Linked DNA regions of Mus musculus: region 1 is linked to region 2. Evidence: chromatin loops called from intact Hi-C (ENCODE). Cell type or tissue: heart. All regions are shown on one strand. Each heading gives the region's core, and the rest is flanking DNA. Links, peaks and the distances in the headings are about the cores only.

Evidence for each region. Hi-C counts contacts between places; a loop is a spot of excess contacts. Peaks named below come from ENCODE experiments on the same cell type or tissue, not always from the same donor. Only the 100,000 strongest peaks of a DNase experiment are listed, where the experiment ranks them.
Region 1: it touches region 2 in a loop (3-fold over the local background); 3 of 42 quality-filtered maps call a loop at or near these places.

What each region holds. Positions count from the first base shown.
Region 1 is chr4:143,408,343-143,418,436 of GRCm38, forward strand. It overlaps Pramel12 (PRAME like 12), which reads left to right and starts at 4,084. Exons shown (of 5, transcript NM_172877.3): 1 at 4,084-4,749; 2 at 7,007-7,071; 3 at 8,298-8,610; 4 at 9,031-9,618. The coding sequence starts at 8,324. In heart, for the core only: no CTCF peak of the experiment used is centred there; a DNase peak (open chromatin) is centred at 4,409; H3K4me3 peaks cover 1,762 bases; H3K27ac peaks cover 1,768 bases.
Region 2 is chr4:143,156,040-143,166,133 of GRCm38, forward strand. Prdm2 (PR domain containing 2, with ZNF domain) reads right to left here. Exons shown (of 10, transcript NM_001081355.3): 6 at 6,017-6,143. Among named protein-coding and RNA genes, the nearest start is that of Mir7021, 25 kb to the left of the region's middle. In heart, for the core only: no CTCF peak of the experiment used is centred there; a DNase peak (open chromatin) is centred at 6,162; H3K4me3 peaks cover 2,312 bases; H3K27ac peaks cover 1,529 bases.

The DNA of each region.
Region 1 (10,094 bases), core at 1,010-9,009, 250 kb after region 2:
TGGTTCCCAATCAGGCAGGAATAGGCTCCCAGACTTCCAAGTCTCTTCAATGCTATCCACCCCTTAGCTGCCTCAGCTTCTAAACACAAGCGGTCATCAGATTGAATGTTTGAGTTTCCACCCAGATACTTGTTGGTGATAATGGGGTAGGGGTCGATAGTCTCTTCTGTAACTATTTCCTGCTGAACTGGGGTGCAGTTGTCAGGGTCCAGGAAGGCTGGAATGTTGATCAAGAGACTGGGCGGGTAGGGAGTCAGGCTTTCTTGAGAAGCCAGACAATAATAATATTTGGAGGTTTGGGTGTGTCAAACTGACCAGCTTTTAATGAAGGAAAGATATTGGACTGAGACTACGATGAAGGGCAGTGGACCATTTTTGGGATTATTCCACAAATTCAGAGATTTACTTCCCTTCCGTACTCTCTCTCTTACATTTATTTCATGTGTGTTAGTGTGTGTATGTATGTGGGCACACCTGTGCCATAGCATACTTGTCAGAGGACAACTTCTGCTTTGAGTCGGGGCCTTGCTGTATGTAGCCTAGGTTGGTTTGAAATTCATTATGTAGCCCAAGCTAGCCCATGAATTCATGGCAATTCTTATGCTTCAGGCTCCCAAAATGCTGGGACTACAAGAGTGAGCCTCAAAGCCCAGTTTATTTAGGGAGCTTTTTCCCCCCGCTTTGAGAGAGGGTCTCAACATATGACTCTGTTTAGCCTGAAACTGTAGGCTGGTCTCAAACACATACTAATTGGCCTGCTCCTGCCTTTGGAGTACTGGGACTAAAGGTGATAGCATCATGACCTGCTTAATGGATTTTTAAAAACTAATTTTACTCGAGTATGTATGTATATATATATATGTATTTTATCATTATCTTTCAATGTAGTTCTGGCTGTCCTGGATTTTGTTTATGTCCTTGAATTCACAGAGATCATCCTGCCTCTATCTCCTGAGTGCAGAGTTTAAAGAACTGAGCCACTGTGCCTGGCTAGGTTGTGTCTTAGATTATTTTTATCATCATCATTATTATTGGTGGTGGTACTAGTGCTATATACGTATTATGTGTGGTGGGGGTGCTTACAAACTGTGATACACAGGTAGAGGTCAGAAGACCTGTGTCTTCTGAAGACAATAGTGTGTGTGTGGTTGATTCTTTCCTCCCTTCCACCTTTACCTGTCTATATTCTAGGGATCCAGCTCAGATGGCTGCTGAGGTATCTCTCCAACCTAGATAGTAGGATATTAAGTTCCAGGCCAACTAAGAAACCTTAAGAGCGTGAAATGGAGCAGAGGGTGGGAGCTAGGTCAGCACTAGAGTGCTTGCTGTCTGTGTGTGGGGCCCTGGGCTTCGTCCACAGCCTGTGAGGACATCTCAGAGGTTCTGAGTGTCATTTACAGTTTGGAATAATAATGACCTTAGCCCCTTTGGACTGTTGTCTCATGCACTTGATAATGATTTTTTTTTCTTCTGTCCTATGGACTGAATTAAAGCTAAGTGTGTACTACACTAGCCCCTTGGCTGCAGCTCTGTCCCCAGCCCTTTTGTACCTTTTTGGTGTTGCAAGATTTTTCTCAGTTGCCTAGGCTGCTGTGGACTTGGTCTTTGCCTCAATTTGCAATGTTCCTGCCTCAACTCCTGCTTGCTCCAGCCCAAAGATTTATTTTTATTCTATGTAAGTACAGTGTAGCTGTCTTCAGACACACCAGAAGAGGGCATCGGATCCCATTACAGACGGTTGTGAGCCACCATGTGGTTGCTGGAATTTGAACTCAGGACTTTCAGAAGAGCAGTCATTGCTCTTAACCACTGAGCCATCTCTCCAGTCCCCTGCCTCAACTCTTAAACGGCAAGGACAACAGAAGCAAGACAAGCAGCTTGAGTATGAGAAAGGCCTGGTCTATATAGAAAATTCTAGGCCCATGAAGGTTACAGGGTGTGACCTGTGTCTCATCTAAAAAGAAATCTGGGTGTGGTGGTACATGACATAAGTTCCAGCACCTAGTGGGGATAGGCAGGCAGGCAGATCTCTGTGAGTATTCTTTTCTTTTTTTCTTTAAGATTTATTTATATATGCAAGTACACTGTAGCTGTCTTCAGACACATCAGAAGAGGGCATCAGATCCCATTATAGATGGTTGTGAGCCACCATGTGATCGCTGGAATTTGAACTCAGGACCTTCAGAAGAGCAGTCAGTGCTCTTAACCACTGAGCCATCTCTCCAGCTCCTCTGTGAGTTTTCAAAGTCAGTACACAGTGAGCTCCAGAACAGGCAGGATTATGTAAAGAGACTCTATATTAAAACAAAGCAAAACAAACAAACAAACAAAACCAAAACTTTCAGGTGCTACCAACCACACTGCCAGAGAGGTACTGCCTTTCTCTACTGTGTGCTTGCTCTCTGATATCCCAGGCTGCCACAGCTCCTAACTCCAGAGCTTCTAGGTTATTATCACCTAAGCCCTCAGGTCTGATGGCAAGATACCCTGTGGCACTGAGGTCCTGCTTCCAGTGTTAGCTGTTTACTAGAAACTGAGTTTTAGTATGTTGTCCAGGCTAGACCCAAAACTTGTAGCAAGCTTTCTTCAGCCTCCTGAGTGCTGAGATATAAGCTTGAGCTATCACTCTGGCTTTACCTTCCTTTTCATTTTTTAAAAAAAAGTATGTGTATTTTCTGTATGTCTGTGGGTGTATGTGGAGGTCAGAGGGCAAGCCCAAGAGTCAGTTTTCTTCTTCCAGCACTTAAGTGTGTGACTGAACCCAATAGTCTAGTGCTGTGGCAGGTCTCCTTACCTATGAGCCATTTCACCCACCCCACAGCCCCCACTCTCTATTGCATGTTCTCTAGCCAGTGTGCTGGCTGACACTTTCTGAAGCATCTTCTACCTTCTGGAAAACCTAATGTGGAAAACCTTTGTTCTCAAAGGCAAGTTTCTTCATCGTTTGAGAGTAAGGGTCTATATAGCCTGGGCCGGCAATGAAGCTTGGGGAAAAATGACTTTGAACTGATCCTCCTAACTCTTAACTTTTTAGTTCTGAGATTACAAGTATGCCCCACAGTGTCTGTCTGGTGCATGCAGTGCTTGCTGGACAGTGCACCTTTGAGAATACTGGGCAGCAACTGTTCTATAAACTGAGCTTTCTTCCCAGGCCACTTACTGCAGTATTAATGGGAACATCTTCCTGCCTTCTGAGAAGATGCCACAGCAGATGACTGGTAGAGAGCATCCAGCTCAGGCCCTGATCCAGAACATATTCGTAACTTTGCCAATAATAATATCAGCTTTAAGAAATGTCTATTCGTCAGGCACAGATTAAAACTCCTATCCCCAGTGACTCATACTTAGAACTAAGTGGGCCACAAATGAATACAATTCCGCCAGGTATGTTGGCTCACAACTTCCTCTTGGCTCAACCCCAGAGGAAGGTGGAGACTGGAGACTGGCTAAGAGTTGGAGTTCCAAATCAACCTTAGGTACTGAGCAAGATTCCACCTCTGAAACTCTAAGTCTCAAATAAATGGCTGAGGTGCCTATTTAACATATCAATGTGGACCAGGCTGCCACGTTCTCCCAGTACCCCTTGTTACAGGGTATGGCTGGCACACTCCACCTTCTACCCCAAATTCTCCAGCTTGTGTTGCCCTTCTCTATATAACCCAGCCATTTTAGTTACCTGCCCCCTTTTTACCTTTTGGCCACAGCACCCGGGTCTTATGGCTCAGGGGTTATGTCCACTCTGAACTCCCCCAGCTGTCTGCCTATGCTTCCCTTTTCCCCTACAATAAACCTCCTCCTCCACCATACTTAGAAGCAGCCATGTCCTTAGTTTATTATTTTTTCATTCATGAAAGAAATGCAGAACCAAGTGAATTAACAAGAAAATAAATAAGTAAAGCAAATACAGAAAACAAATTGAATGAAGTGAATTAACGCATCGGCTTTTGACTTTCACGGAATCTCAGTTTTTTTTTTTAAATTATTATTTTTTGAGTCAGAGTTTCACTATGTAGTCCTGGCTGTATTGGAGCTCTACGTAGAGCAGGCTGCTCCGGACGTCACAGGGATCCGCCTGAATCGCTCACAGGAGTTCTGGGATTAAGGGCGTGAACCGCTTCCGCGGCTTTCAGGATTTTTTTCCCTCATCTCCGTGAATTTGGCTTTACCTCCCCAGAGATCCGCCTGCATCTGCCTCTCCGCGGATGTGCGCGGTTTTCCCGGCTGTTTTTTTCTTTCTTTCTTTTTTTTTTTTCCTTTTCCACGGAGACTATGTTGTCAATCAATACAGAAACAGAAAACGCCCAGACGTGGCGGAAACTCAGTCATCCAATCAGAGGACGGCTTGTGGTTGACAGGCGGGACTACAAACCGGAAATGTGAGACAGAATACGCGGACCGAGCCGGGGGAGGGGCGACCAAAAAGAAAACAAAAAACAAAAAACAAACCGCCGAAAAACAAAAAAATAAAAACCGCTTCAGGCCGGAAGTATAAAACGGAACCCGGAAGTGTGGGACCGGATACGGCTAAAACACTTCAGGCCGGAAGTGCGAGACAGATACGGATGAAAACGCTGCAGGCCGGAAGTGCGAGACGGATGAAAACGCCTCAGGCCGGAAGTTTGAAGTGAAGATGGCTATAAAAGCTTTAGAGAAGCTCGGGAAGACACTCACCAGCACTTGGAGTCCGAGCTTGGACTGACTGCCTGGGCCTGCTGGGATTCTGAGTTCTGCCATCAGTTCTTGTTTCTGGTAAGTCAGTCACCTCCAGAAGGGCACAGTTTTGATTGAGGGCCACTTGACCCAAGATGCCAAAGGAACTCTGATTTCTTCTCTTCCCAGGAACAGATCGCAGGCATTGAGTTTACTAATAGTGATGGTTGCCATCATCTTCGACCTTAATTTGCTGGTTTCATTTATTATTTTATTTTATTTGAGGCATGACCTTACTTTGCTGCCCAGGCCCACCTAGAACGCAGATCAGCCAAGAGTGCTTTTAAATTACCTGGCAGTTCTGCATCTGCCTCCCCAAGCTGGAACTACAAGCTGAAAGTTAATGGAATATCTAGAATTATACCTTGGTTTGTGTCAAGTTAAATTTTTTCTTTGTTTTTTGTTTTTGTTTTTGTTTTTTTAGATGGGGCCTTAGTCTAGCTCAGGTTGGCTTCAGACTGCCTCACCCCTCTGAATGTTGAATTAATGATTCAATATTTAAGGCTTATTTTAATTTTTCTTTTTAGAGACAGAGTCACATGCAGAATATGGTAGAATTCACATGTAGTCTCATCATATCTGACTTCACATTTTAAAATTTTCATTTCATTTTATTTTGAAGACATAGTCTTATCTGATCCTTTTAATTCCATCTTCTTAGAGTTTGGATTTTATTCATTTACATTCTTACTTTTTTTTTTTTTTTTTTTTTTTAGGCAGAGTTTCTCTGTAGCCCTGGGTGACCTGGAATGCACAGAGATCCATTTGCATCTGCTTCTTGAGTATTTGGTTTTAAGGCTTTGGTTTTAAGGCATGCACTACCATGTCTAGCTAGTGTTGCCCACTGACTTTAAAATTTCTTAAAGACAGAGTCTCGTTAAGCTTGGGCTGGTCTCAGTTGAACCCCTGACCTTCTAACTCTACATTTGATTGATTAGCTTGAAATTCCTTAAATTTTACAAAAGTTAATGTTTTGAAATTTGAGATCTAAATTGAGATTTGTTTTCTTTCTTTCACTTTTTGTTTTTGTTTTTTTTTTTTAAATTTTTCAGAGACAGGGTTTCTTTTGTACCCCCTGCTGTCCTGGAACTAGCATTGAAGACCAGGCTGGCCTCAAACTCACAGAGACCTGCCTGCCTCTGCTGCTTCCTTGGCGTTGGGATTGAAGAGGTTTTATGGCACAGGACTACAAGTCCCATCTCGTCTGAGGACTGAAGCTATAGGAATGTAGTTGGTTTAGCCTGGATAATTTAACTTGACCTTGATCCAAATTAAAATAAAAAGAAGCCAGGTGGGCTGCTTACTTCTTTCTGGCATTCCAGCCCTAGAAACACAATGAAGCGTGATCTCCAGTTCTGGGCTAGACTGGGGTGACCTTGTTTACATAAAATGAAACAAATGAGTTAGGAATGCAGCCTACTGGCAGAGTGCTTGTCTAGTTTGGGCCAGGCCCTGGGATCAAACCCAAACAACCTCACCTCAAAATTATTTTGAATCTGTTTTTTTTAAAAATTTTATTTGTGTATGGGTGTTTTGCCTGTATATGTGTATGCACCATGTCTATGTCTGCTGTCCTGGGTGGCCAGAAGAGGGCAGATCTGGTATTGAAGTTTCAGATGGCCCACCCACCATGTGGGTGCTGGGAACCAAACTCAGGGCCTCTGGAAGAGCAGCCAGTACTCTTAACTGCTCACTCACATTTCTAGTTCCTTGTTTGTTTGTTTTGAGACTCACAACTTGGACTGATCAGAATCTCTGTACTGACTAAGACTAAACTCACCCGGATCTCTTCTACCTCTTTTCTTCCAGAGTGCTGGGGAGGCTCAATAAAGTATTTTCAAAGTAGAGCCCACTAGCCAGGCATTGTAGCCAAAACACACAATCCATTCTTAAATATAGGCAGGGAGAAGGTGAGTTTGCAGGCAAGCCTGGGCTACATATAATGAGTTCCACCAAGGGCAGCTCTGACTTCATAGCTTGTAGCACAAGCAAGACTTTTTTTTTTAACTTTCAAAAAGTAGATGAAAGGGCTGGAGAGATGGCTCAGCAGGTAAACCACTGGCCACTCTTCCAGAGGTCCCGAGTTCAATTCCCAGCAACCAAATAATGGTGGCTTACAACCATCCGTAATGAGATCTGATGCCCTCTTCTGGCACGCAGGTATACATGCAGATAGAGCATTAATATACATAAAATAAATTTTTTTAAAAAAAGTAAGCAAAAAAGTTTATAGCTGGAAGGTTTATTTTTTTTTGTTTTTGTTTTGTTTTGTTTTTCCATCTATTTCTTCCCCTAGACTCTAAAACAACATGGGAAATCCTCTTCTGTGTATTCTCTGTGCATCAAGGTCTTCATCTCAAGGTTAGTCTCCTAGACACTCTAAAGACAGATATGTACATGACTTAAGAACTGCTTGTGAAAGCTTCTTTTACATGCAAGACACTGAAGGCTGGTATGCGTTTAGTGGCCTCCTGCCCCAGTGTCTAGAATAGTACGATATAGCTGAGAATCCCACATCAAGCTCTAAAGCTTTGAAAGTAACAGGTAATGATCACCCACAGCTCACAGATCTCCCATAGTCTTTCCCAGGGAGGTTCAGTTCATCAAAAGCAAAATATTGGGGGCTGGAGAAATGGCTCAGCAGTTAAGAGCACCTAATAGCCCTTGCAGAGGACCCAGGCTCAAGTCCCAGTACTTGCATGATGGCTCAGTACCATCTGTAACATAGTACCAGTTTCACGGGATTCAACAGGCACACATGTGGTGCACATAAGTGCATGGAAGTAAAAGAAATAAATCTAAAAAAATATTAGGGGCTGGTGCATGCAGGCATAAAGTAAAATAAATAAATCTAAAAAAAAAATATTAGGGGCTGGAGTGATGGCTTAGTGGTTAAGAGCACCGACTGCTCTTCTAAAGGACCCGGGTTCAATGCCCAGCACCTACATGGCAGCTCACAAGTATCTATTGCTCTAGGATCTTAAACAGACATACATACAGGCAAAACACCAGTGCACATTAAAAAACAAAACAACTAAAGCAAGCAGAATATGGGAAGGTTTGCCATGAAACATTCCATTGGCCTTCCCATGAGCATCTTGAGAGATGATCAGTGTCCCCATTGCTGTAAAAGGATGGAGTTGAGCTCTTAGGTTGCTGGATACTCCTTCCCAGTAGAAATCGAATTTGGAGGAACAGTGGCTAGTTGTAAGTAGGACAGTTGGGAAGGTATGGCCCATGAGATGCTTGTGTTACGTGATGTGATCGTTTGCTGGACTGGTTAAGAAGAATTAGGAGATGTGGCCTTGTTGGAGAAAGTATGTCAGTAGGGGTAGGCTTCGCGGTTTCAGAAGTCCCTGCCAGGCCCTTGTTTTCTTACGTGCTTGAGGGTGAGATATAAGCTCTCAGCTACAGCTCTAGTGCCATGCCTACCTACCATGATGATTATGGATTAGCACTCTGAAACTGTAAGCAGGTCCCCAGTTAAATGGTTTAAGTTGTCTTCATCCTGGCATCTCATCACAGTAATAGAACAGTAACTAAGGTGTAGGGTTTCTTATGACGTAGCCTCCTGTATGCTTCACCAGGATCCTTGACACTGAAGATCTGAAGGATGAGTGTCCAGGACCCACCCACACTCCTGCAGCTGTCAGTACAGAGACTACTGAGGGACGAGGCCCTGGCCATTTCTTCTCTGCAGTACCTTCCCAGGGCGCTTTTCCCACTGCTCTTCAAGGAAGCCTTCAATCACAGACAAACTAATGTCCTGAGGGCCATGGTGGCAGTGTGGCCCTTTCCCTTCCTCCCTCTGGGGACCCTGATGAAGACTCCCCACCTGGAGATCTTGCAGGCTGTGCTGGATGGAGTAGACATGCTTTGGACACAGAAGGTTCTTCCCAGGTAAGCAAGACCCAGGTAGGGGGATACTAGGGTACAGGGGAGGGACATCTAGAGTAGGGGAGAGTGGGTCAAAGGTAGATCAGAAGCTTCTGGGGGTGTCATTTTGAAGACTGCAGAAGCCCTAGCCAGTATAGCTTAAAGCAGCTGACGCCACAGTGGGATCAGTCTTTCCTTGGCTCTTGGAGAGGTACTAGAAGTGGAAGAGGCAGAAGTCAAGAGTAACTGAATGGAGGAAGCAGGGCAGGTCTCCAGATGAAGTTAATACTTAAGAGTCCTCTTCTGGAGGCATGAGGTGCTATCTGGATACCACAAACATACATAAGACAGCAGGGAACAGGCAGCGTCAGAGATACAGAAGAAAAGCTGGCCATTGTTTGGTCTTTTGTATTTCCTGACACTTCTACCTTTTTTCACTCACAGAAGGAGGAAGCTCCAAGTGCTGGACCTGAGGAATGTGTACCATGACTTCTGGGATGTTTGGGTTGGACCAGAGGATGGAGACCACTCAGCAGAGACTGTGTGTGAAAAGCAGATAGCAAAGCGCCTTCATCAATATGCACTGAGGCGACGTTTGAAGGTGGTCACTGACCTGTGCCTCAGGTTCCATTTGAATGAACACCAAGCATACTTGTTACAGTGGGCCCAGCAGAGAAGAAGTTCCATACGGCTATGCTGTGTGAAGATGCAGATTTGGGCTTTGCCTGTGTACACTGTCAGGAAGGTCTTGATGGTGTTCCAGCCAGACAGCATCCAAGAATTGGAACTAAATACAGGTTGGAGCCTGTCCACTCTGGTGCATTTTGCATCTTACCTGGACCAGATGAGAAACCTTCAAAAACTCCTTTTAACACGGATTCACAAGAACACCTTCAAGGTTCTAAATACCTCCTCGGACATCCAGAAGTGTATCACCAAGTTTGTCTCTCAGTTCTCCAAACTCAACTCTCTCCAGCATCTCTCCATGAATGGCATCTACTTTTCCAGTGAGCACATGAAACAGTTGTTCAGGTAAGGAAGGATGGAGAGCTGTTTCTGTTACCATAACAAACCTTCCTTTGTTACATTTTAGAGAGTAGTGGGCAGCTGAGGTCTGTCACCCACTGTGGAGTCACAGTGATGGAGTCATTACAACATCCAGTGTAGGGTCTTATTTCCATTTTAACTGAATTGAGAGCTCAGTTTGTTCCATGACCACTCATTAAGCAGAGGCTGGGTAGGAGATGTAGAGAGAGCAGCCTTACTAGAAGACCAACTTGGTAGGTCAGATGTAGTAAGCATGTGTTGTGTATTCCTCCTTGGGATTCTGTCTAAGATAAGGTGATAGGTTTGAATAGTGGGCCCAGAACTGAAGAGGACCACACTTGCACAGGTCTCCAGGGGACCTCTGGGCTTAGCAGTTCTGTGTCTTCTGAATTCCCACATGTGAAAGACTCTTTTGAGGCCAGGTAGGGCCTGAGTAGAAATGGGTAGAAATGTGTTAAAAC
Region 2 (10,094 bases), core at 1,175-9,174:
ACCCTCCTCTGTTAGGTTCCACGCTCAGGAACACCAAGTTCCCGTATCTAAACACCATCTGTGAACTGGAATACGAAACTGCCTAGGGGAGAGAAGCACAGCTAGTTTTAAACCAATTTAAAAATCAGTTATTTAAGCAAAGAACCTGGTGTTCATATATTTAAGGAAACAACAAAATTGAGGGTTTTAACATACAAGTTATAGTCAGATTAAAAAAACTAAACTAATTTGAACTCATTATAAGGGTCTTCTAGAAAATGCAATTATAATCAAACTTTTTTTTCTGGTTTAGACAAGTCATAGCTTCCAATTCCCTTTTAGACAGAATACACGGCAGCACATGTCAAGAGTTCCTAACACACTCCATCAGATGTCTCAAATAGTTTTTTTATATTAGGATTCTAGGCTGGCAAGTGAGATGGCTCAGCAGACAAAGAAAGGTACTTGTTCCCAAGCCTGACAAACTGAGTTTAATTCCCAGAACCCACATTGTTATGATCTTTACCCTACTCTGCCTCTGGCCATGTGCACAGGCACAGACACAAGCACACAAACATAAAGAAATGTTTGTGAAGAACATTTTATAAAATTCTGGCTAATCCACACAATTTTTCTGTGAACAAGGCTACACATAATTAAGAATCAAAGGCACAGAAACAGTTTCCAACATTTAGCCCAAATCTGGAGCCCCTCAGTGATGGCTCAAGTAAACAGAAAAAGTAACACAAGTTTTCTCCCTCCTGGTGAAAAGCTTAACTGAAACCATCCTGAGCATAGACACAGCCCACAGCAGGAAAGGTGGGCAGGACATGCACTGCTCGATGAAGGCATCTCTCAGATGGATGGCAGCTAGGGCTTCAGGAGACACCGCTGTTAAGACTCACTATACACTTTGCCTGCCACACAGCCTGACTTAACAAGTCTGAGGCCACAAGCACAGGAACACATTGCGTCTGGCTCCACACCTGTCAAGAGGTGAGGGCCCAGTTAAGTCTACCTAAGAACTGCCTACCACCATCAGGCCTCGATCACTCAGCTCCAGTCAGGAATATGCAACAGAGCTGCCAGCTGCTAGAAGAGACCAAGTGATCGTTTCATGTAAGCCAGCCTGTTCTCTGCTTTTATAAAGTGTACTTTTGAATAGCTAACTTCAAATCCTGTACTGCTGCCCACTGCATTTACAAAAGCATGGCCACCTCCCCAGCCCAAACCATCTCCCAACCCATACTAAGTTGATATCCTTCAGCAGATCACCAATCTCAAACATGCTCTTGACGCTCGCCTGAGAAGTGCCCATTCTTCATCTGGAGCTAGGACAAAACACTCCAGAGATGCAAGATGAGTGAGAACACTGGTGGGGGGGCTCAGCAGTCTGCAACTCTCTTCAGGAGGCTGGGCACCCACCACCTGCACACCTTTCCTTCTACACATTTCCAACAAGCCTAACAGTCTTCTTTGATGCCATATATCCCTCACAGGGAAAATTCATTCATTGCTCTTTCTCAAGATCCTTCTCATGACAACCAGGAAGCCTCAAGGGGCCCCTGCTGACCCACATGAACAAGGAGAGACACTTAGTATGGCTTGCACTTGATTGCAATTATGTAGACGAGGAACTTCACAGGGCTGGCATTTAATGCCTAATTTAGCCAGCTCCTGAATCTCCCCAACCAATGCAAACATGGTACCTTGCAGAAAAGAGGCCAATATAGCCATGTATAGAGCTGAGTTTCTCAGTTCAAGAAATTCTCACATGCATGGAGTATAAGCTTGTCTAGATCATATGCCTCTTCTCTGCCTGGAGCCCTCAGCCCCCTGGAACTTCATGTCACTTATGACACAGGTGAAGGAAGGCCCTGACAGGAATTGTGCCACACCCCACACAGATGTTATGAGCCCTTGGCCATCGGACCCTGTGAGAGCAGAAACCTTATCTCATCTGCCCCCGCCCCTACCTGGACTGCGTTCTCTGCATGTGAAACTTTTCAGCTGTTCTAACCTGGCCTGAGCTGCTCAGCACCTCTGGGGAAGAATGTCAAGTATGCTCAATTTCAAAACACGTCAGTGCTCTTCATTACACCAAGAGTATTCCTTTGAACAATTCCATGCAGAGACAGACGAAGCAATTCCTTCTTAAGGTTGACTGTAATTTAAATGTTGTATGTTAGTTGAAAGTCACCAGGTAACTAGCTGATATTCTCAGACAGGACAGAACCTTAATGAACATAATCCTGTGCAGCCCATTAAAGGCTATAAACTTAAGTCTTCAACCACCCAGCTCTCAGAGCCAAGGGACTTCTTGCTCCTATAAATAACTCTTCTCTCCTAACCTGCCTGAAATGGGAGGTCAGTGGGTTAGATAGCTACTAATAAGGGTGAATGGGAGTGAGGCTGAACCTAGTGAAGAAAACAGGGAAGAATCCAGCACTTAGGTAGAGCTCTAGGTGGTCATAAACATTCACTGGCTGGAGGAGCCACCAGCTCAGTAAGTCCTCAACAAGAAACCCACAAGCCACATTAGAATCTAGTTTCCAGCCCGGCATGGTTGGCGCACGCCTTTAATCCCAGCACTCGGGAGGCAGAGGCAGGCGGATTTCTGAGTTCGAGGCCAGCCTGGTCTACAAAGTGAGCTCCAGGACAGCCAGGGCTATGTAGAGAAACCCTGTCTCAAAAACCAAAAAAGAATCTAGTTTCCAAGTGTCTTCAATTTTCAGAAAACACCCTCCCCCTTTTGTCATCCCACGTGTTCCTCAGTGACCAAGAGGTTAAAGATGAAGCTACAGCTAGAGCTCATGTGGCTTCACAATCACCCACTGTTAAAGCTGGAAAAGTGCACCTCAGAACAGTGTCAGACTGGGCCACAGTCCCACACCAGGGAGAGTGAGCCCTAGGTACCTCACGTCTCCCATTCCTTCCAGCAAACCCATCTGTGCAATGCCACTGATGCTCCTCCTTCAGGTAGGTATCTCTGTACACACACTGCGACTGCAGTGAAGTTCCAAAGCCGCACTCCCCACAACTGGGTTTAGTGCAGTGCCGCAGCGCTTGCTTATTAGCACCACAAGACCCGAGTCTCATCTCCAGTGCCACTAAACAAGCAAAGAAAGATTCATTAACAGTTATTACTTATGGTTAGCAAACTCAATTGCATTTCTCAGTCATGAGTAGGAGACAGAAATCAAGAAGGAAATAAAAATTCTCAATGTGGCCTTTTCTGTTCCATTATAATCTATACAACTCATACTTAAATAGCTGGAGACCTTCAACACTAAACCTTCCACTTTTCTACCTGAAAGCTTTAACCTGTCCAAACCAAGCCACTTCTGACATTCAAGCTTACAGAGGCTGCTCAGACATGCATACGATTCAGCAGAAATAGAAAGCAGAGTTCCAGTGAAAAATGCCTAGTGCATGTACACCTGCAACCACGGGAAACACTGCATGCTCCTTGGTCAGGTACAATATGAACTGCCATCTCAAAGCACTATGTACTGTTCTTCCTTTATACATTGTCTGAGTGTTGGCTGAGGGCCAGCCAACCCCTCAAACACTGATCACTGCCTTCCTGGTGTGCCCATTTCCCCCAAGTCTAGGTTACCCAAGGAACTACACAAATGGCCAGAAAGTCCAGCACATGGCAGGACTTAACAAACATTAATGAGAGAAAGAAACAAACAAAAAGAGAGAGGGAAAGGGAGGGAGCAGGGAAGGAAAGTAGAAAGGTAGGTAGGTAGGTAGGTAGGTAGGAGGCAGGTAGCAGACACAGGAACCAGGGCTTCTAACTACCTAATACACCCAAAAGTCCTTATGATCCACCAACAATCTGATGATGAGTTCTGAAAGGTCCCTCTTGGCAACACACAGCTGCCATGCAAAGGAGCTAAGGTCCAGAACCGTGAAGAACTCAGTCCTTTGTTTCCAAAGTACAAGGTTATGCCAAATATCAATCTACTAGACAGCTGTAGATTCCCAACATCTGGCTTTCAGAAATAGTCCACACTGTCTATGAATCAATTTACTTTTATTCTCTCTGATACTATTATTTAAAATGTCTAAAGTTATACAATATAAAAAGTTCTGCCTTCAGATCTTACAAGCTGTTAAGTTAGATTTCACAGCATAATTTAAAAGGCTTGATTCATTAAGTTCTCCAAACTCAAGGTCACAGACAGCAAACAGGCCTTTTCTGAGATAAGCTGCCTAGAGAAGAGAGGCTATATGTTCTAAGAATGAACTCCACACGAGTCTTTTCATTAAAGCTCAACAAAGACTCAGTGAGCTGTCTGCTACTCAGACTCTTTATCAAAATAATGGGGCAGAAAGAAATATAATTACTGCCAAGTGGTGGTGGTCCATGGCCTTTAATCACGGCACTCTGGAGGCAGAGGCAGGCAGAGCTCTGTGAGTTCAAGCCTGGTTTACAGAATGAGTCCCAGGACAGGCAGGACCACACAGAGAAACCCTGACTCAAAAAAACAAAAACAAAACCAACAGACAGACAGACAAAAGAAAAGAAAAAAAGGGCACCAAACAATATAAAACCAGCAATCTTGCCACAAAATGTGTACATTTGTGTATCACTAATAAAACAAAAAGATTATTTTCAGGTTTTTCCTCCACACTGAATTGAATTTCCACAGTAAGGACTAATAATAATAATAACAATAAAAATAATGAAACAGTTCTGAATACACACACCAAAGTTTACACAAAGCCAAGTATGACTACCATCAAATTACAGATCTGATAAAATGTCAGAATTAAGTATAGCTGCACAGTTAAGAAAGTCCCCATATCCCCTAGTTTTCAGCCTCCACAAGTCATACCTTCTCTAGGAAGGCTGGTAGCATGACTCTTGCTTACAAATATACATTAAGTACAGAAACAAGGCAAATAATGGCGTGGAATCAAAATGCTGAGCCTTGGCCCAACAAAACCTCAATGTAGAGTTAAAACACTTGAGAGAGGGCTGGAATTTTCTGGACTCTTTCTTATCTTCTGACCCAGAATCAAAGTATTTACTGACCTAAAACAACAACTAAATCACCGTCAATAAACAGAAAAAATGTATTCAGCAAGCGACCCACCAGCCTTCCCTTGGGTGAGCCTATTTCACTTTGCTGTGAAATGCAAAGGATATGTAATTGAAAAGTCACAATGAGCTCATCAAATATGGCTTGAGAGTTTTCCAAAACCATGTTTATGCTTTTATTTATAGCCTCACTCCCACAAAATACAATGTCTGGGAAAAGAAAAGGCTTGTTCAGATTTACCAAGATCCAAGGGGAGAGCAAAAAACAAAAAACAAAACAAAAAAAACCCAAAGTTCTTATCAAAAGCGACCACCACATCGTGCCTTGGCCTGTATTCAAAGTAGACTCAAATAAAAGATCCCCAAATTCACATTAAAAGTTTTTCGTAAAAATATTCCAGCGACGTATCGGCATGCCAGCTGGAAATATGATATAGCCAAACTATTTTCCTACCCACAAATTATCCCCTCCCTTTTATAAGTGACTGACTACACTCTAGCTTCTGTTCAAAACATCTTTAACACAGATCTGAGGGGACGGCAAGCCTCCTAAACTTCCACAAAGCCCAACACATTCTGTGCGGCAGCCTACCTCCCTCGGTTCCCGGTGCACCCCATCTTTGTCTCTCCCAGGTCCGGTTCTCCCTTCCCGTCTCCCTCCTCTGCCGCGTCCTGCGCTGTCAGCCGGGCCGGAAGGCGCAGGCGGCCCTCCCTCGCGGCGCGGCCAGCCCTATTCCGGGAGCAGGGCCGGGCCCGCACTCGGCGGCCGCACGCGCACTTCCCGCCGCGCGGGCGCTCAGGCACAAGTTCGCAAACAGCCCGAACGCGCTGGGATTGCCGTGATTCAGCAGCGGGCCGGGTGGAGACGGCGGGCAGAGCCCGGAAAAGGTCACCGCGACGCTACGGGCAACGCCCGGACCTCGACCCTTACTTAGGCCGGCGCGGGTGCGGCCCGGGCCCGGCGGCGGCGGCGGCGATTCCTACCTCTCCGGCTCTTCGGGGAGCTCCGCTTGCTCCGGGCGCTGGCTCGCTCTTCCTCAATCGCAGCTGCTATCTCGGGGTTGTCTTCCCCATTGTACCAGACCAGGAGCTCCTCGCCAGGCGCGATTGGCTACCAAAGAGAAGAGACAAGGGGCAGACCAATCAGAAACGCGGTTGTTGGCGGGGGCGGCACGACAGCGGGCAAGAGCGGCGCGCCGACCGCAAACAGCTGTCGGGAGGGCGCCGCCGCCGCGGGCACGCGCGGAGGGAGGCGGGGCCAGGGCGCGCGCGGGGAGGAGGCGGACCCTACGACGTAGGCGGGGCAGAAGGCGGAGCCGCGGCCAGGGCTAGCAGAAAATTCCTTGGCTGGCAAGGCCAAGGCAGGGCGCTCCGGACAAGCAGGACAACCTGGCAGCTTGTCACAGAGGCTCGCAGGAATGCACGCACCGGCTGATCTGGGCCTAGTGCTCAGCCTCCATCAACAGATTCTTTTTTATTTTTTTCGAGGTAGGGTTTCTCTTGTGTTGCTCTGCCTGTCCTGGAACTCACTCTGTAGACCAGACTCCCTCTGCCTCCCAAGTGCTGGGATTAAAGGCGTGTGCCACCACCGCCCGGCCATCAATAGATTCTTACAGCTAGTCCCAAGCCTCATGCCAACAAAGCAAAAGAGAAAACATGAGACCATTTTGCCCATGAAATTTCATTGAATGAGAAATGTAAAGTGCTACTAAGCAAATGGCATGAGAGCTAGCAGCATACGTTTTAGATTCCAAGCACAAGTTAAGCAGGAACGTTGTGCACCTTTATCCATGCACACAACCACTATGTTAAGTATTTTAAAGCTCTGAGCTCAGAGCCTAAGATAGCATTCTCAATGCAGAGTCATCAAAGTAGCGCAGGCCTCTGAAAACACATCAAGAGTGTATATCGCAACTTCTAGTTACAGAAATCCTAAGAATACCTTCCATGAATTATGCTCCTAAAACATTAAATTCTTCACAGTCACACCATCATATAACTACACCTGCAACATCCTGAAGAAATATTTTGAGTAGAAAAGTGAGGCCTAAACAGAACTGGGAAGGTAGCTAATAGTTGTCTTTCATTGTCAGGAACCCATCTGTTCAGAAAGTTCAAGTAAAGCCCATCTAAACCCACATGCTGACACCGATGATCACAGGAAGAGACACACAAAAGGGAATGTTTTTGCTTAGTGTAGAATGAGTGGGAATGAGGCAATTAAAATAACCCATATTGCAATCATCAACACAGATTGATCCAGACAAGGCTCCCCAGTGGACCTACTGTCCTTGGGTGAGTGTGAGAAGTATCAGAACATTTGCTTCCTGTCAAAGCCTCTGCCCATAAACAGCTATCAGCCACAGATGGAGGAAGAGTCTTTATAATGAGTCAGATGGACAGCCCCTGCCTCCTGAGACCACGCAGAGGACAGAGCCCGTCTTGGATGCCCAAAGGCATAAGTGGAATCTAATCAAAAGGAAGGCCAAACTGAGTCTCCTCAGAACTGAAAAGTTATCAAAGACCAAAGTAACTGCCCAAGCCTAGGAGACAAATGAGAGCCAGAGCTCTGTCTCCAAGGATGTGACTGAGTAGGCAGATCAGCTGATAGAATACTGCCATGGTGCTGGCTTCCTCGTGTGCAGCATACTGGGGCTATGGAAGAGTTTGGTCCTAGAGGTTTTGTTTGCTGTTTGTTTTGGCTTTTTGAGACAGGGTCTCACTCAACTATGTAACCTGGACTAGCCTGGGAACTCTAGTAGACCAGGCTAGCTTTGAATTTAAGAGATCCACCTGTGCTCTACCTCCCAAGCTCTGGCATTAAAAGTGTGTACACAACACTCAGTCCTTATTTTTGTTTTAAAGCAGAAATTCAAACAGAAATGTTCAGTTTAGACAGTGTGATGGTTTGTATATGCTTGGTCCATGGAGTGGCATTATTAGAAAGTGTGGCCCCATTGGAGTAGGTGTGTCATTGTGGGTGTGAGCTTTAAGACCCTCTCTCATCCTAGCTGCCTGGAAGCCAGTATTCTGCTAGCAGCCTTCCTTGGGGCAAGAGCCCACCCAGCTAATTTTAGGTTCAGGCATGGTAGTACAAACCTTCAACACCAGGAGGCAAAGACAAATAGATCTCTGAGTTCAAGAATAGACTGAACAGAGCAAGCTCTATGCGAGAATAAAAAAACAAAACACAAACTTAAATCCAGGTTTGGTGGACTACAACTTTAATCCCAGTGTTTAGGAGACAGACATGAAGATCTCCAAGTTCAAAGTCATGTACAGAGAAAGTTCCAGGGCAGCCAAGCTTAGGTAGTAAAGGAGTTGGAAAACAGAAAGCTGGTGATAATGTAATAGAACAAGGGGGCCATGTTCCAACCCCTGCAAGCAGCAGAATTTGGCAGCTTTGGACACATGGCTCTGGCTTGAGAGTCCAGAATAGAAAGGAATACTGGGACAATTGAAGCTGGTTAGCTGCAGCTAAAAAATTAGTGGTGATTAAGAAGAGACCAGTACCAGTCAATGGTGGCACATGCCTTTAATCCCAGCACTTGGGAAGCAGAGGCAGGTGGATTTCTGAATCGAGGCCAGCCTGGTCTACAGAGAGAGTTCCAGGACAGCCAGGACTACACAGAGAAACCCTGTCTCAAAACAAAAACAAGAGAGAGAGAGAGAGAGAGAGAGAGAGAGAGAGAGAGAGAGAGAGAGAGAGAGAGAGAGAGAGAGAGAGAGAACACAGCATCTCTGGTCTTCTGGGAAATCTTCTGGGAACTATTTCTGAGAGCTCAAAGAAGCTGTGTTCTAGAGATAGTCAAGGTTGTTTTTCATAGTACAGCTGAACTTGGTATTGTGTAAGAGTCACCCAAATGGTACTGGTTTTGAAGGCATGAAGGGGTCATGAAGAGCAGCTGAGGCTAGGCACTGTGAGAGGCCAGGGAAGGCCATGGTGAAGGTACAGCTTCAGTAGCAGTTAATGGCCCAGGACTAAAGGGGGTCATGCAAGGAGTTGAGACTTGGAATCATGAAGAAAGCCTATGAGAGGCTATTGGTGAAGCCTAGCTGCAGCAGAAGACCCCAGCGTATTGGAGGTCTCAGCACCATGAGATGATCACCAAGAACAGCAACAGCAGTGGAGTGGATCAACCTGAGCTTAGAGTGCTACAAAGGGCAGAGCTGGAGAAGTGATGCTAGCCCTTTGGAGAAGGCACAGAAGATCATATGTGGATCCCAGACACTGAAACAAGATGTAACACTTAAGTTGCCTTGGAGACCCAAAGATTTTTGAGATGCCAGAGCTGTGGGCTATCTGCTGAAGAAAGCTGCTAACAGGGAGTGGAACCAGCCCAGGAGAAAGAAGTTTGCTGCAGTCAACAAAAGTAAAAAAGGAGTTGGAAATCTGAAGGCTGCTTTGACATCAGCCTTAAAGATTCAAAGTTTGAAGTTTGCCCAGTTGGTTTCCTGTCTTGCTTTGGGGATTACAGTTAAGTGATTGAACAAATCTCAGAAGAGACTTTGAACTTTGAACTTTTAACATTGTTGAGACTGCTATAGACTATGGAGACTTTTGAAGTTGGACTAAATGTATTTTGCATTGTGCTGTTTAGCTTTGGCCCTCTTAGACTCAAGTGTATGAACAAGCCTATGGGGGCCAGGGAGTGGAATGTGATGGTTTGTATATGCTCAGCCTAGGGAGTGGCACTATTAGAAGGTGTGGCCTTGTGAATTAGGTGTGTCACTATGGGTGTGGGCTATAAGACTCTCTCATCCTAGCTGCCTGCAAGCCAGATTTCTGCTAGCAACCTTCAGATGAAGATATAGAACTCTCAGCTCTGCCTGCACCATGCCTGCCTGGATGCTGCCATGTTCCTGCCTTGATGATAATGGACTGAACATCTGAACCTGTAAACCAGCCCCAGTTAAATGTCCTTGTATGTGTTGCCTTGGTCATGGTGTCTGTTCACAGCAGAAAAACTCTAACACTTTGTTTCACTGTCTACAGAACTCTCATTATTTCAAAGTATTCAAGCTGAGTTCAATTCCCAGCAACCACATAGTGACTCGCAAC